Linked DNA regions of Homo sapiens: region 1 is linked to region 2. Evidence: read pairs that join two places in POLR2A ChIA-PET (ENCODE). Cell type or tissue: GM12878. All regions are shown on one strand. Links, peaks and the distances in the headings refer to the core of each region. The heading gives the core; the rest is flanking DNA.

What was found. ChIA-PET counts read pairs that join two places held together with the same protein. Peaks named below come from ENCODE experiments on the same cell type or tissue, not always from the same donor. Only the 100,000 strongest peaks of a DNase experiment are listed, where the experiment ranks them.
Region 1: POLR2A ChIA-PET joins it to region 2 with 38 read pairs; 4 of 35 experiments call an interaction of 5 or more read pairs at or near these places.

What each region holds. Positions count from the first base shown.
Region 1 is chr14:33,559,566-33,568,131 of GRCh38, reverse strand. NPAS3 (neuronal PAS domain protein 3) reads right to left here. Exons shown (of 12, transcript NM_001164749.2): 5 at 7,922-8,011. Among named protein-coding and RNA genes, the nearest start is that of SNORA89, 150 kb to the left of the region's middle. RefSeq lists an enhancer at 3,067-3,596. In GM12878, for the core only: no CTCF peak of the experiment used is centred there; a DNase peak (open chromatin) is centred at 3,161.
Region 2 is chr14:33,506,837-33,515,402 of GRCh38, reverse strand. All of the region lies in intron 4 of NPAS3 (neuronal PAS domain protein 3), which reads right to left. Among named protein-coding and RNA genes, the nearest start is that of SNORA89, 200 kb to the left of the region's middle. In GM12878, for the core only: no CTCF peak of the experiment used is centred there; no DNase peak of the experiment used is centred there.

The DNA.
Region 1 (8,566 bases), core at 152-8,151, 53 kb before region 2:
ATTTTTTTTCTGACTTTAGATCTCTTCAACTATAAAATGAAGAATACTCCATCTTCCTTTTTTTGTCTTGCTCACTTTAAGTCCAGAAATTAAGAAGCAATGTAGGTTTTCGATTCATACATTTGAAAATGGTAAGCTTATCTTGAATTATCCTGAGATTCTATGATTCAGTCTAACAAGAACAGCTCGCTGTGCACAAACTTCCTGTGTTTTAGCCTCACTGTCTGGAAAAATATGTTCAAAGGAACAAATAAGAATAACATGATTCTCACGTATGATGACGCACATTTCTTTCATTCTCTTTCACAGATAGTGGTCTACTCTGAAGACCTGTTAAAAATCAGTCCCATTTGGGCACTGATGAAAGCATGAGGAGAGAAAGAAATGCACCTGTAATAAGAAATTAATTTGGAGTTAAAATAAGTAAAACATCCCCACGCAGTGCATTCAGGCTAAGCATAGAGTGACAGCCAGCAGATTATTCTACCGATTTCTAATGCTGGAAATTCGGATGGCATTTACTAGCATAACCTTTCAACTCTGAGCACATCAATAGAGGCCGACAGTGGCTTGAAATATGATTCCTTGCAGATAGCATATCCTCATTCATCTGACTGTGCTGCTCTGTGCTCCATTGCACAAACAGCGTCTCACCCACTTCTGAGAGGACACTAATAAAAAAGGCATCAATTTTCAGCTCTAGTACTACTGTGATCTCTTTATATGTTCGACATCCAACATTAAATTAAAATGCTGTTATAAATCCTACTTTCTGAATCTGGAATGAGTGTTGGGTTTTTGTCGCATGAGACTGCAGCAAATCTTGTCAAAAGCAAGGAAGCACGTCTTGTTCACTCAGAATTAATGTTGTGGATGAAAGAAGGAGGTAAAAGGGGTTGAATATGGTGAACTGAGGGTGTCAGAGGCAGTGGGGACTGAAGCTTCAGGGTGCCACACCAGGCAGGGTATTTGCTGCTTTCAAGAAGTGGCTAATCAAGAATTGTAATTATCAACGACAAGCTGTGTGGCAGGAAGATTACTGATCAACAGACATACACATCCACACATCCATACATATCAACAGAAAAATTCTAGGCGTAAAAAAATTGTCGATTATTACCCTGTGGAAGAAAAATACTTTCCAAACACCAACGGTCCTGAAGAAGCCCTGTGGATTCTATCAAATCTCTGCAAAGAGGCTGCCACTGGGATTCAAAGCCAAATAGCACAGGTGACATGTTTTCTGGGCCTTATGTCATTGTTACATAATTTTAAGGTTATAAGAGAAATACCTTAAATCACTGGATTGCAAGAGAATAATATTGTTAGATACTGACATGTATGACTTAAGACAGTTTCAGAAGGGTTCTATGTAAAGATGACAGGGGAGGGAGGAAAATAAAACACCCTGCAACTACAGAGAAGAAAGAAACTGGTAAGGTTTTTCCACTCTGCTCAAGGTGGCGATGCATTATAGGAGAACATTAGGGATTTTTTCTACTCTTTCTGATGAAAAGATCCCTGCCAATATAGATGATCACCTAAGAACTATGAACTAAAAGGCATTAGGAGCTTCAACAAAGATACAGAGCACAGAGCTGTATTCTTCTGCCTGGCTCGTTCATAATTATGGATGAAATAAAGAGGCGTGTTTGCCTATTTGGAAGGGTGGGGTGGAAGGAAAAGGGGGGAAGAACGAGCAGTTCAATATCTGGATCGAACAGAGGAACTTTTTCCCCCAAGGATCCTGCCGGGAGGAACCTTGACATGCACAAAGTCAGAACGTAGACAAAGTTGCCCTGGTGAGAACGATAAGGTCACCCGTGGGATTGCTGAGATTATCTCTGTCAAGCACTCGGACAGCATGCAGTCAAATGATGCATCATGCAGTCATTTTCGGGGGGGAAAAATCAATTTCTTCACCAGGTCGCTATTTGCTTTTCAAAGTGCCCTTGTAGGCCTTCACCACCAAGCATTTATCAATTTAAATGTTGTAAATTGATAATGTGCCACTGTGCCTTGTACTGTTTCTGAATTATTTTGATACTTATATTTTCTCAATAGTCTCCAAACCCTCAGAGCTTCCACATTCAAAAGGGCATTTTTCTTTGTTACACCCAGAAGTGATGAACTTTTCATGATTAGTGTACAGGAGACAAATGTAGACTTGCTGGTTGGGGTGGCAGGGGGGTGGTCACAAGCTGCAGAAAATTATATATTTTTCTGCTTTTTTTTAAAAAAATTAAGGTATGTCTACTTGAAACGTTTTGAAAAGGGGGGCCATAAAGCAGTATTTGCATTCATTTATTAAAAGAACTCCAGTTATCCTAGCATTGAATACATTTAGAACACCAACTGCAAAAATGCTAACACTTGGCTCCATCATTGTAATCCCTCTGCTGTGTTGAAATAATACCTTTTTTGTCTTTATATTCCAGCTCTTTAGGATGTCATGATGCCAAACAAGAATAATAACTTACAAGGAAAGCTAATGTCTTCTTTTTTTTTTCAACCCCACTAAAGAAATATATATATCTTCTACAAGCAGGGAAGTAAGAGTATTAGCCACATACTAACCTCAACTTGATTTGCATTGAAAAACACAGAATGGAAGAGTGAGCCTTGCACTTTGGAAAAGCAAAAGAAAGACATGGCGGTTGCAAAGCATCTTTAACCTCCAGTGATTTATTGGCCCTCGGCCAAGTTATCAGGGGAATCTAATTCTTCTTTATTATTCAAATAAACCACATTTGGCACCATGGTTCCCTTTCAGAATAGCTTCACAAATAGACTGAGCTCTGTCATTTATTTGACCTTGTACTTGTGTGCTGTAGCTGTAATTTTATTTGCCATTTTATATAACAAATGCAGAGAAATCTAAAATATGGAGATGAACAACAGGATAAGGAAAGGAGTTTATGGCAAATATATCTGCATGGCTTAAAAAAAATACCAAATTTAAAACAACCACTTACCCCCTTTCACCTTCACCTCTATTAACTCTTATTATAATCTGCAGCCACCCTGCCCTTTTCAGCAAGCTGCCTTGAATCAAGCCAATTTGTAACCTTGTCTGCAGCTACCTTCTGGCTGGCTTACAATAGTCAGGAAATACCTTATATAAGGGTGAGGACTTGGTGAGAAAAAGGGAAGTGACTCATTATGTGCAGGAGGGGACTGGAGGCAGTGGGGGGTGATTAGAACACATTTCAAGAGAGGTTTTAGCTGGCACGTAGGGTATTTTCTAATGGTATCACCCCATACAAATGTGTAAATTTCCTGGCTTGCTCTAGATCTCATTTTTGTTGTAAACAGGACCCTATATTAACTTGAATGCACTTTGCTGGGATAGGTGTGCATCAGAATTATCCTGTCTCACCTCACTTTCCAGAAAAAATGTTTTCAGAGGATGTGAGTCCAATTGTATTCTCTGGTTAACTGAGTCTCTCATGTCCTCTGCCTCTGGCAACGATAATGTGAATTTCTCATGAGGGCTTAGAAGAAAATGCAGGATGTGAGTATGGGTGAAGGAAAGCCAGTTTGAAACCCTGTAAACCACCAAACTAGCCAATGCTATTGTGAGGCCTGGATGCGGGAACAGAACATCGCTCTCCGATGGTCTTCCGCACAGCTATGGCTGGCGGGGAATGGGCTTCTGCCTGCTTATGAGATTTGTAATTTGGGTCTTTGTGTTTGCTGTGTAGATCACGACAGCCTTGCTGTGAATATGGACTCCAGTGGAAGCAAATCAATGTCATAATCTACAGGTTAGCTCTTCCAAAATCCTACGTGAGATTTTCAGATTTCAGTCCCAGAAAAACTTTGCCTTCCTTAAGAAACAATGGTTTTTCATTTTTGATGGTTTACTGGATTTCCCTTTTTGCTTTGGTTACCATGAAGCTCATGGTTACATCTGAAACTTTAATAAAGACCATTTATAATAAATGGTCTTTTTATGAGCCTCTTTGTTGTGTTTTCCTACTATGTGGTAACAGTTTACCTACTTTTGCTTATCTCCTTTTCCTTATTCCCTAGTTCTATTTTGACATTATTTTTATCATATGTGTTTATGTAAGCTATTTGAAATCCTTTGTGGAAAGAGGAGAGTATAAGCCAACAAATAAATATTTCTCTAAGCTTTAAATCCTGTATCAACTAGAAATACTTTTTATTTATCATGTAAAGTCTCTTTTGGATTCTTTGGCGATTAAGCCCCTTACATTTTGGAAGAGATTTCATAAACGCTGGCTATATATCATTGCTACATTTTCAGTGTTAGGGAACCCATTCTGTTTTCTTAATTCATTTTCACTTCTGCCTGTTCCATTATAGCTAGAAAGCAGAGCTGTCATGAACAGCTCTGAATGCCATCATCAGGTATAACAAGTTATTCAGTCTCTATGCAAGCCAAACTCAGCATCAGTATGTGGGAATCTTCCTTTAAGATAAGGCCTCTTGGTGAGTAACTGGGCATCATTTTTACACAGGAAAGCAAGTCAACAGTGCATACTTCTATAACCTGAAACCAGTTCTTGGATGTTGTTAGGTTAAATATATACATCTCTCCTCTCTCTCTCTCTCTCTCTCTCTCTCTGTGTGTGTGTGTGTGTGTGTATGTATGTGTATCTGGCAAAGTCAAGAGGACTGTTGAGGAGCTTCAGAAATCATCATCATTCACTCATTCCCATAATTACAACAAGATGAGAATACTTTAAAGAGAATACCTGGCATGCACATGCCCTGGACACCAGGAGCTGTCCCACCCAAGGGAGAGTCAAAGAGAAAATCCGCTCTGGCTGTCTCTATCCCCATGCTACACAACAGAGCTCAGTAGAAGTTTCCCTATCTTGTTTTCTTGTGAGCCAAAAAAGAATCCTAATTCTATCCTGAGCATAAGCTGTTTTAAAGCCACCACATTTATGTACACATTGAAAGAAAATAAAACTGAGGAAGGGATATCTTGAGAGTTAGCAATACAGACATAGCTATGCTCTGTAACAAACTGACATGCTCACAGTCCTCCTGAACAATTTCACTGGACAAGTCTTTGATGACAGAGTTACACATTGTCTTTATTTAACAAAACTATTTGGAAAGGAAAGGAGGGTCCATAACTTTACAGATTCCTTATCACTGTCTAGAATTTGATAGAATAACCACTTAGCCAAAGTTGTAGCATACAAGCAGAGCATTTGGTTTGCATTTGATTAAGGGTGTGTGTGTGTGTGTGTGCTCATAAAAGAACAAATGCTTAATTTACTTAGAGTATATTTACTTTGTATATCACCCCACAACCCCTAAAACTGAAAAAGGGCATTGATGAAACTTGGAAAGAGTTGTATCTTGGGGACCTCTATTTCTCTATTAGGACTCAAACTGGGTTGAAAACTCTTTTCCAGAGTTTTAGCATAGATTTTTTGTTTTTCCCTCATGCTTTGGGCTTTTAAAAATATATCATGTTCTTATCAGATTCTTTTCATATTAATGCAGAACTATACTTAAGCTTTAGTTTTGAACTCTAAATACATAAACTGGTATACGCAAAAATCACTTTTAAATACATAAATTGGTATATGCAAAAATCACTTTCTACTGATTGACCCCTCATCAATTCAGTTGTATAGTGCTGCCAAATGAAGGCCCATGTCTCCTATCTCATAGCCTCTACCTGCATATTTGACAGTTTCTGCCAACACTGAACACATCCACCACAGGAGAAGAAGGCAATGGCACATTTTGGCCAGGGTCTGCCCCTGGATAAGTCAAGATGCCGACTACTGGTACGTGCTTTAAAACCCATTATATATAAAAGCAAGGACTGACTGCACAAAAATTGCCAGATACTGTACCATGTCTACACAGTTGCTTTATTTCACAGAAGCGTCAATTATTTGTCTCAGATTTTACTTAATGATACAGTAGAAAAGCAGCTAAATAAAATACTTTTAAGGAGAAACCAGCATAGGGTTAAAGCCAAATTTTTCTTGAACAGATGATATTTCAGATGGCCGCACTATTCCAGATGCATCAATTTCCTTGAAAATCCGATCCATATATGTGCATATGCTGTGCTGGCAGGAGGACTGACTGAAATGGCCAAAACCCAAGAGCTAATATTCTTTTGGCCAGAATAATGCAATTATTATTTTCCTAGCTATCAGTCTAAGCATACAGAGCCATCTGTTATGCAAAGCAAACATACACATCTCAATTACAGAAAATGCAGTTGCCTTGACAGAATTTGGATTACACCACTAAGCAGGGCTGTAAAATGTGTTTTGAGCTAGTATATAATGGATGCTTTTCAGGAGTTCCCTAATTAGCATTTACCTGCTTAAACTAATTATTCACCCTTCTTCTTTACTGGCTTATTAAACTTTGCTGGATACCCTGCATGAAACATGAATATGTGCATTGCAGAACAACAAACAGTGGTGTTTCCAGTTCTGTATGGTAATAACAACATCGCGACATGGTGGCTCACCGATTTCAAAATTGAAGATTCTCAATACTAGGTCCCAGACAGATTAAGACAAGGCTTAAAGTCTGTTAAAGGCTATTACAAAACCAGATCTTTCAATAAGATACAAGAATAGTAATACCGAGTTAACAAAAGCTCGGTTTCTATCATTTGGTTTGCTAAAGTCCACATAAAATAGAATTACTCCACACACTATAGCTGAGAGCTTGCATGTTCTTCAAAAGGCATTAACAGACCAGACCCTTGTTTGGATTCTCAACAGTAAATAATCAAATTTGGCAGTGTTTCTCCTCCTTCCCCAAGCCTCCTTACATGCCAAATCTCTCTCTCTATTATTTTCCAATGTCTTTCTTGATTTAGCTATTACCCAGCAAACTCACTCACAGCCAAAAGAGTCCAGCCTTGCTGGATGTCTCCTTAGAGCTGTGCCAACTTTCAGAAGCAACGAGTCTGGGGTAGGTCCTGCTTTAAAGGAGAGAGACAAATCTTATCTCTATCTCTAGCTTCAAGGGGCAACTGAACGAGCGGTAGATTATCCAACTTGGCAGATTATCACACACACACAAAATCCCTCCCACTGAGGCAGTGTTTTCCTCATGCCAAACTACCAGATGAAAGGGGTCAAACTCAGCCAATCACCTGTATGGGCGCAAATACCCAGATGTTCAGCATTTTTATGGAGAAAACATCTGGATAATTAGCTGAAGTGCAAACCTTGCTTCAGGATATTTTGGCATTCACCAGATGCAGCCCGTGTCTTGGCATTCACTGGAACTTAAATTTTTGTGTTCCAGGGGAATATCGAGAAGTAACATCCAGGATTTTTGTCCCTGGCCCATCAGCCTCCATTTTCTTTTCTTTTCCCCTCCGAAAAACACATGTGAGTAATTAAATGGCAAATAATGAAAAGCTGTCTTATTTTATGAAATCATCTTTCAGCATTAGGAAGCATTTGCAAAGGCAGCAAAATATATCCTTGCTGGAACCCTCCCTGCAACGCATTTTAATGGTCTCTTTCGGCATTTCTTGACTCCAAATGACTCCTGCCATTGTGTCAGCTCCCAGGATAATGCAGGGTACTCCATAAACATCCAGTAATAGGACACAAGGGAAGCACTATTAGTGTGTCCCTCTCCTACTGGGCACAGAGGTTTCAAAGTTCAAAACAACCAAGGGAAGAAACTTCATTTGTTCTCGATAAATTAATAATGATCCTTGGGGGGTGGGGAGCGGAACTAAAGTTTTTGAGCACAAGTTTATTCTGAATGTTCAACACTGACACACAGGTTTCTCACTGACTTTGAGAGAACAGTCAGGTAAAGCCATTAAATAATACATTTGATAATTCATGCTAAACAGAATATTCCTTGAAGAAGGAAAAACATGAGGCTGAAGAAGGCTTCATAATCGCTGCCAAGAATCTAAAATTGTTTTACTTACTTGTGAGAGGCCTAGGTAGATGGAGACTGTTTCGGAAATGTACAAAAATTTTCCTTCCTGATTTAGTGCAAATACAAAGCCATCCAGGGACTGCAGGAAAAAGAATAAATATATAAATAGATTAATAAATACAAAGGATGCAGATTTAATTAGTAAGGCAACTGAGAAAAAGCAATACATTGAATTTTTTTTTTTTTTTTTGAGACAGAGTCTTGCTCTGTCTCCCAGGCTAGAGTGCAGTGGCACAATCTCGGCTCACTGCAACCTCTACCTCCTGGGTTCTCCTGCCTTAGCCTCCCGAGTAGCTGGGACTACAGGCATGTGCCACCATGCCCAGCTAATTTTTGTATTTTTAGTAGAGACAGGGTTTCAGCATGTTGGCCAGGCTGGTCTCGAACTCCTGACCTCAGGTGATCCACCTGCCTCAGCCTCCCAAAGTGCTGGGATTACAGGCGTAAGCCACCGCGCCCGGCCACGCTGAATTTAAGACCGTCTTTTCTCCATGTTTAACGAAAGTCCTAAGATCTTTTAATATTGCATTATACATGAACAAATTAAATGTCTGAATTAAGACTGAAAGCTTTCTTTTACTTTAGGGACTTATGTCTCTGTCATTTTGATCAAGATACATTACATTCATGTACA
Region 2 (8,566 bases), core at 395-8,394:
ATAAGTGTTTTAGTAGCAAGTATGGGAATGATTTTCTATATATACATGCATATATATTTATGAATGTAAATATGCCCATTCAAAATAACCCTCATGATAATGCCACTCTTACTCATTCTTATTCCATGTATTTTCTTGAGTGGAATGAGAAGGGAGATGAAGTTGTAACTGGAATGCTGGGAATTGTAGGTATCCCTGAATATAACCTAGGGGTATGAAGTGAGTGTGGAAGTAGCCATGCTATGTGTTTGTGTGTGCACACACATGCATGTTACAGCTGAAAAAATATGAGAATAATTGGCTCGACAGAGCCAGAACTAAACTAAAAATGAAGACACCTGGATTCTGGTCACAGATTCGCTGTGTAACATTGGGCAAGTCATAATCTCTGTGCCTCAGTTTCTTCCATATAAAATGGGGTTAGACTAAATACGAAGTCCCTTTTAGTCCCAAACATCTATGATTCTAAAATACTGTGCAAAAGGACATTAACTGTTGGGCACTTAATTTATTCTACAGTATTTTCTACAGATGATTTAGGAGACTGAATTGAGTCAACTAGAACTGTCATGATTTTAATTGGATTAAAAATGACTTTAATGGGTAATTTATCCAGTAGTTTATAATAATCATATAATGAAATAATCACAGGTATGTCAGTTCAATCTTAAAGGTTTTTATGACAGAGTAGCAAGTGTTTAGGATAAGGTACAGTACGATCTTTTAGTTATTTGACAGAGTTTTATTTCATGATATAATTTCTTTCTTTCATGTTCTAATTTCAAATTCAATTTGTTAAATTTTGTGGAACCTTCTTGACGAGATTAGATAAGATTAAATTATTTTTAACTTCTCAGGAGATTTTGCTTCCTCATCAACTTACTTATGCCTTTTTAGGAGAAGAATATTCACCAAGGGAAGCAACGCAACCAATTTGGGCATCACAATCGTCTTGGTAAAGGTTATATATCCAAATCAGTCTAAGTGCAAAGCAGGAATAACTGGATGGCCCTTATCTGTGACTCAGATAACCTCACTTGGTGAGAGGCTGGAAACTTAGAGTGTACACTGTTTATCTACTTGAGAGGGATAGGAGGTTGGATTTAGAGACAAAGAGGTGTGGGACAAGCTGCCCTGTCTATGTGCAACTCCGTTGACAAGGCACTATTCCTTATACCATGGGTTGCCTCTGCACACCTTCAGACTGACCCGGAGCCCCTTGTTAATTCAATTCTGAGCATCTCCTGAGTTGAAGCAGACAATAATGCAGACATGGACAAAATTGTACTGCAATTGTGTGAGTGAACTCATGTCCAAGGGGGATTATGCTGAGACCACCAAACTCATTTCACTTGTGACCTAATCATCTCTCAAACTGGCCCCCGGTGGATATGAATATATTAGGAGGAAGAATTATTAAACAATTACTCTTGCGCCTGGGGTACATGCTTTTTAGCAAGCCTGGGCATGCAAGTCTTCTCCTCCAACTTCTTCTAACCACCTCACCCCTCTCAAACCTTTCTCCCCCATGGGGAAAAAATACATTCATCGCGGCTAGTAAAAAGAGTGACTTTTTATAACAAGTCCCCACAAATCCAGAGCGTGAGCTTTTTCTTTGTCAAAAAAACTCTGCAGCAAATCATAGGAGTCAAGAAGGAAAAAAACACTTGCCCATTCAGCTTGAATTTGTATTAAACTCTTCATTCATGAGAACATAATCCTTCTTACTCCCTTGGAAGGTGGCAGAGTTTAATAGATTGGAATGATGGAAAGACCTGGCTTTAAATCCTGGCTTTACCACTTCGTAGCTGTGTGAACTTGGGCAAGTTACTTGACCTCCCTAAGGTGCAGCTCTATTTTTACAGGATGGAAATAATAACAGTACTTATTAACATTATATAATTATGGAACCAATACCTACTGTACTCAAAGGCTGGCTGTGACAATTAATAGACAACAAATCATACAAGGTGCTTAGCAAAGTGCCTGACACATAAGGACTTAATAAATCATCACTTTTATTATTGTGGTGGTGTTAGTGTGACAGTCTTATAACAGAATTCTAATTTGTTACCAAGAAGAGTACTACAGATAACTATGTGTACAGTGTTCACTAGAATATATATGTTCATTAGAATCTGATCAATCCACTGTCTGTGACCTTAGCTCATGAGTATTGGAATGAAAAAATTTTTGTCAACTTCATGTTAAACCACATGACAAAAATACTTACCTAGTCTAGGCACTACATGGCTAGGTGCCCCACAACCCTTCTGTCAATGAGTGAACGGTCCTAACGTCTCCTTTTTAAAGTTCTGTCATCCACCAATGACAAAAACAGTTATGCTAAGGATATTGGCTTTTCATCCACTGAATTCGAGGTAAAACTTCTTATTGCTGGAGAAAGAGCATCAAAATTGCAAACACATTGGGGGTTACCAACTAACTTCCTTTTCATAAGAACCTACCTTGAAATTAATTTTCAAAACCTTCTAAATTTAGAAATGGCACTTTAAAAATATACAGTGATATAAAAGTCACTGAAGTGTATTTTTTCTCTCATCTGTAAAATAAGAAGTCTAAATCAGATGTTCTTTAAGGTTGGTTCCATCTTTATATCTACATAGAGAGTTCCACATCTACGAGAAATAAATTCCTTGCCAAGCCACAGAGGCTATGGAAAATGCAGGCATGTTTGTTTCTGACCTTGCCACAGAAGAAACCAGAAGTTCTACAAAGAGAGAAATACTTAGTACACACAGAGGCACACCAGAATGCAAACCCCACATCAAAATGCTGCTAGAGTTCATAACTCAAATTTCTTTATCCTGTAGCTGCTCAGGGACCCCATTAAATTGTTTTCCACAAATGCCATGAGGTTTGAACCATTTGTTATAACATTTGAGTCATTTATAAGATATTTTGATCTGACAAATCTGGAAGTAGCTGTCTAAAGTAAAATACGTGACTAATGTCAGCTTCTTCTTGTTTCAGATCAAAGCAGGGAACACTGTAAAGTCCTACAAAACTTTTCTCGGGTGTTGAATGGATTTCTTCACTTCTGTGAGTTGGCAGGAAAACAACATGCCATGTCACAGACTATGCTGACCTCAATGGGCGAAAAAAAAAGATGTTCTACAAATTTGATGTGGAGAAGTATTTACAAACACACTGAGCCAACTAGCTTGGATCCAAGATTAAAAATTAGTATGATATTAAAAATGCTATGAACAAACGCAAATTAACATAGGAAAAAAGATTCAGTCTAGTTTTTCTTTAAGCTTGTGCTGTTCATCTATGGCAGAGGCATTCTTTCTGTCACCATGGCAATGGACAAGCTAATAAAAAAGTGCAAGACTGTTCAAAATTGGTTCCTATATAGAGTGGTGCTACTCAACCCATGCTGTGTGGACCAGCAGCAGAAGCTGGAAGCTTGACTAGCCACATCCTAGACCTAAAGGAATCAGAATTTCTCCAAGTAAGATTCAGCAATGGAGTTTAAACAAGGCCTCCAAGGTGATTCTGATGCATGCTAATGTTTGAGCCACACTGAAGTAGAATGCTACAAAACCAAAAATACCTGCTATCATAGTAAATGTCCCATGGAAAAAAAATTCATTCTTTCTATACAAGGACAAGTAGTCTTGCTACCAAAGCACATACTTCCATTCTTTGTCCCTTCTTAAGTTCAGGAGCTTCATTTATTTCCCATAAAATTCTTGGCAGAGTTCACTGCCTACCAGTGAGCAGGATTCTGTTTATTTTAATTAAGTCTTTATCTATCACATTCTTTTAATTCACAAGAAACTAGTGGCTGTCATCTATCTAACCACCAAAGAGGATACAACAGCGCGGCCACATGCCAAAAATGTCACCAAATGTACCTTTTGAAATAAAGGTAATTTTTGTGCTGTTTTATATCCTTCGATCTTGTTTAGAAATTTGGCCCTTTCTCTTTATTGATTAAATTGTAATTTTTCTAAAACAGTTCATAATTGAATTGTCTGGTGAAACCTGCCGAAAGGGATCAAAAGTGATGGAAATAAAAATAGGAAGTTGTATAATGTATAATACAAATGATTTGGTTGCTGAGGTTTTAATCAAATCAAACAGAGCCATAAAATAACAGGTGATTGAATTACATGGAAAGATAATGCATTTGGATTTGAAGAGTCTGATGCGTTTCTGCAAAGTCTGTTGAATTCACAACTGTGCCATCTGCATCTCCCTTGGGAGATCTTGCTCTCAGAGGATTTCCCCCAACACAAGGCACCTGAACGCTGTGCTGAAAACTTTCTTCTTGAAGAAAAATAACATTCAAAAAGTAAAAGAACTATGAAACTAGGAGTTTCTGGTAAATTATCCACTCAACACCAGCTTAAAACAACACAAGCACTCTCAGAATTACTGGAGGTACCCACCTAAGAAATTGCTCAGGTAAGAGCTGAAAGCTCATTAACCCCCTCTACCTATGCCTAAGTGACCACTGAAAAACATAAAGGAAAAAAGATCATTCAACATGTTGGTAAAGAAGAACACATAAAGCATCAGTCATTTGCCTGAGGGGGTACGTTTTGCCTTGCAACTTTCTAAATATCTTAATAACACTCTACAAACCTACACCATGCATCCACATTCACCTTAGAAGGGGAAAGCGGTAGTTCTCCAGTAAGCACACGTTATATAAAAAGTCAATGTAAGAATTTAGTGTAACGCACTACACCTGAAAAGCTTAAAATCTTCCAACACGCAGAAAATGCAAACTTTTCTTTCCTCATCCATGGCTTTCAGAAACAGCCAATGGCATTATTAACACCTTACCCATGTATTATTTTGAGAAAATGAATTCCTTACAACATAATGCTGTTAACTCATGCTTGTGAGGAATTGTATGTCCTTTTCAAAGTTATTGTGGCTACCTAGGCAAGGCCAGTCCCCCCTCCACCCACCCTGGGAACTGGAAGTGATTTAATTTATCACTCTAGGAAGAAGGAGGGAACTTTTGGCTACTGAACTTTCCAGACAACCTCTGAATCATAGCAGCGATTGTGAAAGCGCTAGTGAGAAATAGAAGCCTGAATTCCTTTCCTGGGGTCTGGTTTTGATGGATGTGGAGGCCCCTAAAGGGTGGTGAGACAAGGTTTAAGCAAACACATTTTAGGGCACAGATTTTGAAAATTGAGTACCGCTGTCCCACCTGCTGTGCTTCATTTCAGTATCCACAGCTGTCATTAGCAGAGAACAAACTGCTTTTCCAACCACACACCACATCGCACTGCTCCAGCTCGCACTGGAAATTGCAAGACCGTTATGGAGGAGCATGTCCTGAGAGCTCTCCTCCTTTGTCAGACCTCTGATTTTTATTATCCCGGGGCGTGCTGGGGGAGGGGAAACAAAAAGTGTGCATGCACATAGGTTCAGGATATAAAAGCTTTGGAGGGTAGACTTTAGATTTGATGCTAGGTTCCCCGTTTAAAAATAAGTGTACAGGCCAGCTCAGGAATCACAACAACTCTTAAGTTGAATTTGGCACAAAAGAGATTCTAATGACAAAGTCATAAACATAGTCTGATAGCGTCTATCTATATAGGCTCTATGGACTAAAGAGTCATAAAGAGCTTTCAGAAGTCATGCCCTAATTTCATGGTTAAGGCAGGTTTCCCGACATTAGTTCAGTGATCTTGCCAGTACACTGAAGACCAGAGTAACTGGACTTGTTACTCTTTCCTTCCAAGTACCTAGTGAATTACGCAAGGCCCCAAGGAAGTCCCACCTCCTCCTCCAGGTCTCCTTAACTGAGCCTAATGCACACCCTCAGTCATTCCAGTCTGAATCTCTAGGTCAGAAAATCCACATAATGAAGGATTTAATTATATAGTCATTTGTACAAGAAAGAACTAGAAGAGAAGGGTGCAGAGGACAGTGAGATTAAAATTAAGATCCAGGTCTTAGATCTGTCTGCTTTCAAGTAGCTACTGGATCAGGGCAAGTCATTTTGTATTTCTGGGTCCTCAGCTTTTTCATCTGTAAAATGGAATAGAGGAGAAGAGAAAGAGTAGGTCAAATATTTGCTCAACTCCTTTATAGCGCTTAGATTCTCTTCTGTTCTTGCCCTAGAAAAGTTCATAATCTGTATGGCAGAATCACATATTAAAATGTAACAAGTTGAATAAAAACAAAGGAGTCATCAGTGTAATATGATTTGCCAAGCGATAACACAAAGCAATATATGATCAAGAATCAATTATAACAACAGAAATCATAATGCTAATAATACCACCCCCTTAAGACTATTGAATCCTCTTACTTACATATAGGATATAGTCTCAGGTAAAAAAAAAAAAAGTAGTTGGATAACCTTTAAAGGTTATATTGAGTAGAACCACACCTTTCTTGAGAAGGACAAACAGGCCACCACCCTCTGAAACAGTAAAATCACTCTTAGAGCATGAACAGAGACCTCATGCCAGAGACCGCAGGGCAGCTAAGGGCTCCCATGGGCCTGTCAGGGGATGAAGGCTCAGGGGTGAGAGTGATGTCAAAGTCTGGTCATTCCCACGCTCATTCTACTCCTCTGACCCCATCTAGATGTGAATGTTTTCTTTTCTCAGCTATACCACAGTTAAGGGAGGCCTAGGAAATTGTGTGGGGTCATGAAAACAATCAAGTACACTTTAAAAATGATCATATATACTCTCACACGGGCAGTAAGAGTGTTACCTGGCTCTCTCCTTCCTGGCTGTAAGCAGCTTCTGTTTACTGATTCCCTCTGAGGATAATGGAGGATGACAGCCAACCAGGCGTTTGTGTGAGCCCTGTGTGTGGTTGGCTTCCTGGATGCTAAGAACTCACCCCAGAGTTATTTGCACTTTTCAGAGAAAGAGAAGGTTACTTTCTGGAGTCTTTTGGATTTACATGGTGTAAAACAGCAAGTTCAATAAATCTGGTTTTGGCTGGCTATCTATCCCTCCTCAAACTTACATCTTCGTACTTAGTATCCCCCTAAGCCCCCTTTTCGGCATTGCTTCACTGCTTCATAGTGCTGAGGAAAATCCAGGCTTCACCTCTTCAGGCATTTGGTAATGCATCTGGAAGGCGTGATTTGTCACGTAATTATAAGAACAGATATGATTTTGTTCTGAATTAAACAGCAAGCAGTGTGTGTGCAGTTGGCTCCTTTGCCCAAGCAAACTGCTTGTAAATTTTATTCTGCTTTGACTGGGAAGGTTTCTCTGCTGGTTTTGCCATAACATAGGAAACATGGAAACCTGAATGCGGGCTGCTTTTTCCTGGAGAAACAATGGCAATATTATTTGCTATGGAGACTAGGAGATTGAATGGCACCTTAGCAAACTTTTCCATGGCAAGTTGAGTGCTCTCATGGAAGAGTCCCTTGGCAGCAACTTGAGCCTCTCAGCGTCTTGATGAGGGTAGGGGGAGTAGGAAGGAGAGGCTTAGTCTTAAAAAAATGACAGAGACACACCCACATATACCCACATCCACATTAAAGATGGAAACTAATCGCACATCAAAACCAGAAAGTGCTTATGTGTGTGTACCATGAACAAGCAAAGAGAAAGTACAAAAACACAGACTCCAAACCAGAAGTAAAAGAGAACAGCATTGTCAGAGAAAAATTAACTCTTGATATTTATTAGACAAAGAAATTTAGCAAGAATGTTTTGCAAACAGAACTCGATAATTTGAATTCTGTAAAATTAGATAGAAATTCCATGTTCCATGGTCAGGGCACATTTCAGAATGAGGGAGAACAGTAGGCTAAAACTGAATTGGAATTCCATTTGAAAATGAAAATTTTCAAAGCCTCTTTCTACTAGTTATATAATAAAAAGAATAACCTTACTATGCTTGGGAAAGAACAACAATGAACAATTCAGAGAACAAAATACAAGGAGGGTGTGGGCAAACATCTTCAGGATCAAAAAGACTGAAAAGATCAAGCAGGTTTCAAAGGCCACAAATAAACAGACATAAAACTCTTTTTTACTTGAATGTCCTGCTGTTTTACTTCCTGCACAAGATGGCAGTCTAAGGTATTTATTTCTATTTCTATTTGATCACAAATAGATATTACTAGAAACATAAAGGAAAACAGCAGCAAATTCTGAGACGAGACATTTCTCCTCCATTAACTTCTCTCCGGTAACCAAAAAACTGCATTCTATCCTTACGTTCTCTACTTGGGCTAACATCCCAAATATATCAGAAATATCCTTAGATCTTTGGGTTGGGGTGTGACAAACTCCACATGCTCATTACATTCTACAAAATGAACATCATAGTCCATCACCCACAACATTTCATGTGTTGAAGTAGAGATGGCTCTTTTACGTCACTCCTCATGGAGCAATACAATTTTTTTTTTTCCAATCTGAGTTTATTGTTGATCTCCTTTGGCCTGATTAAAACTTAAAAGCTAATAGTTGGATTCAAAATGTTCAATGATTCAAAAGTTTACAATTGAATAGGAGGAAATTTTAAAAGTCAAGAAGGAGTGAAATAAGACCTTCAGCAGTACGGAGAAAAATAAATAGAAAACATACAA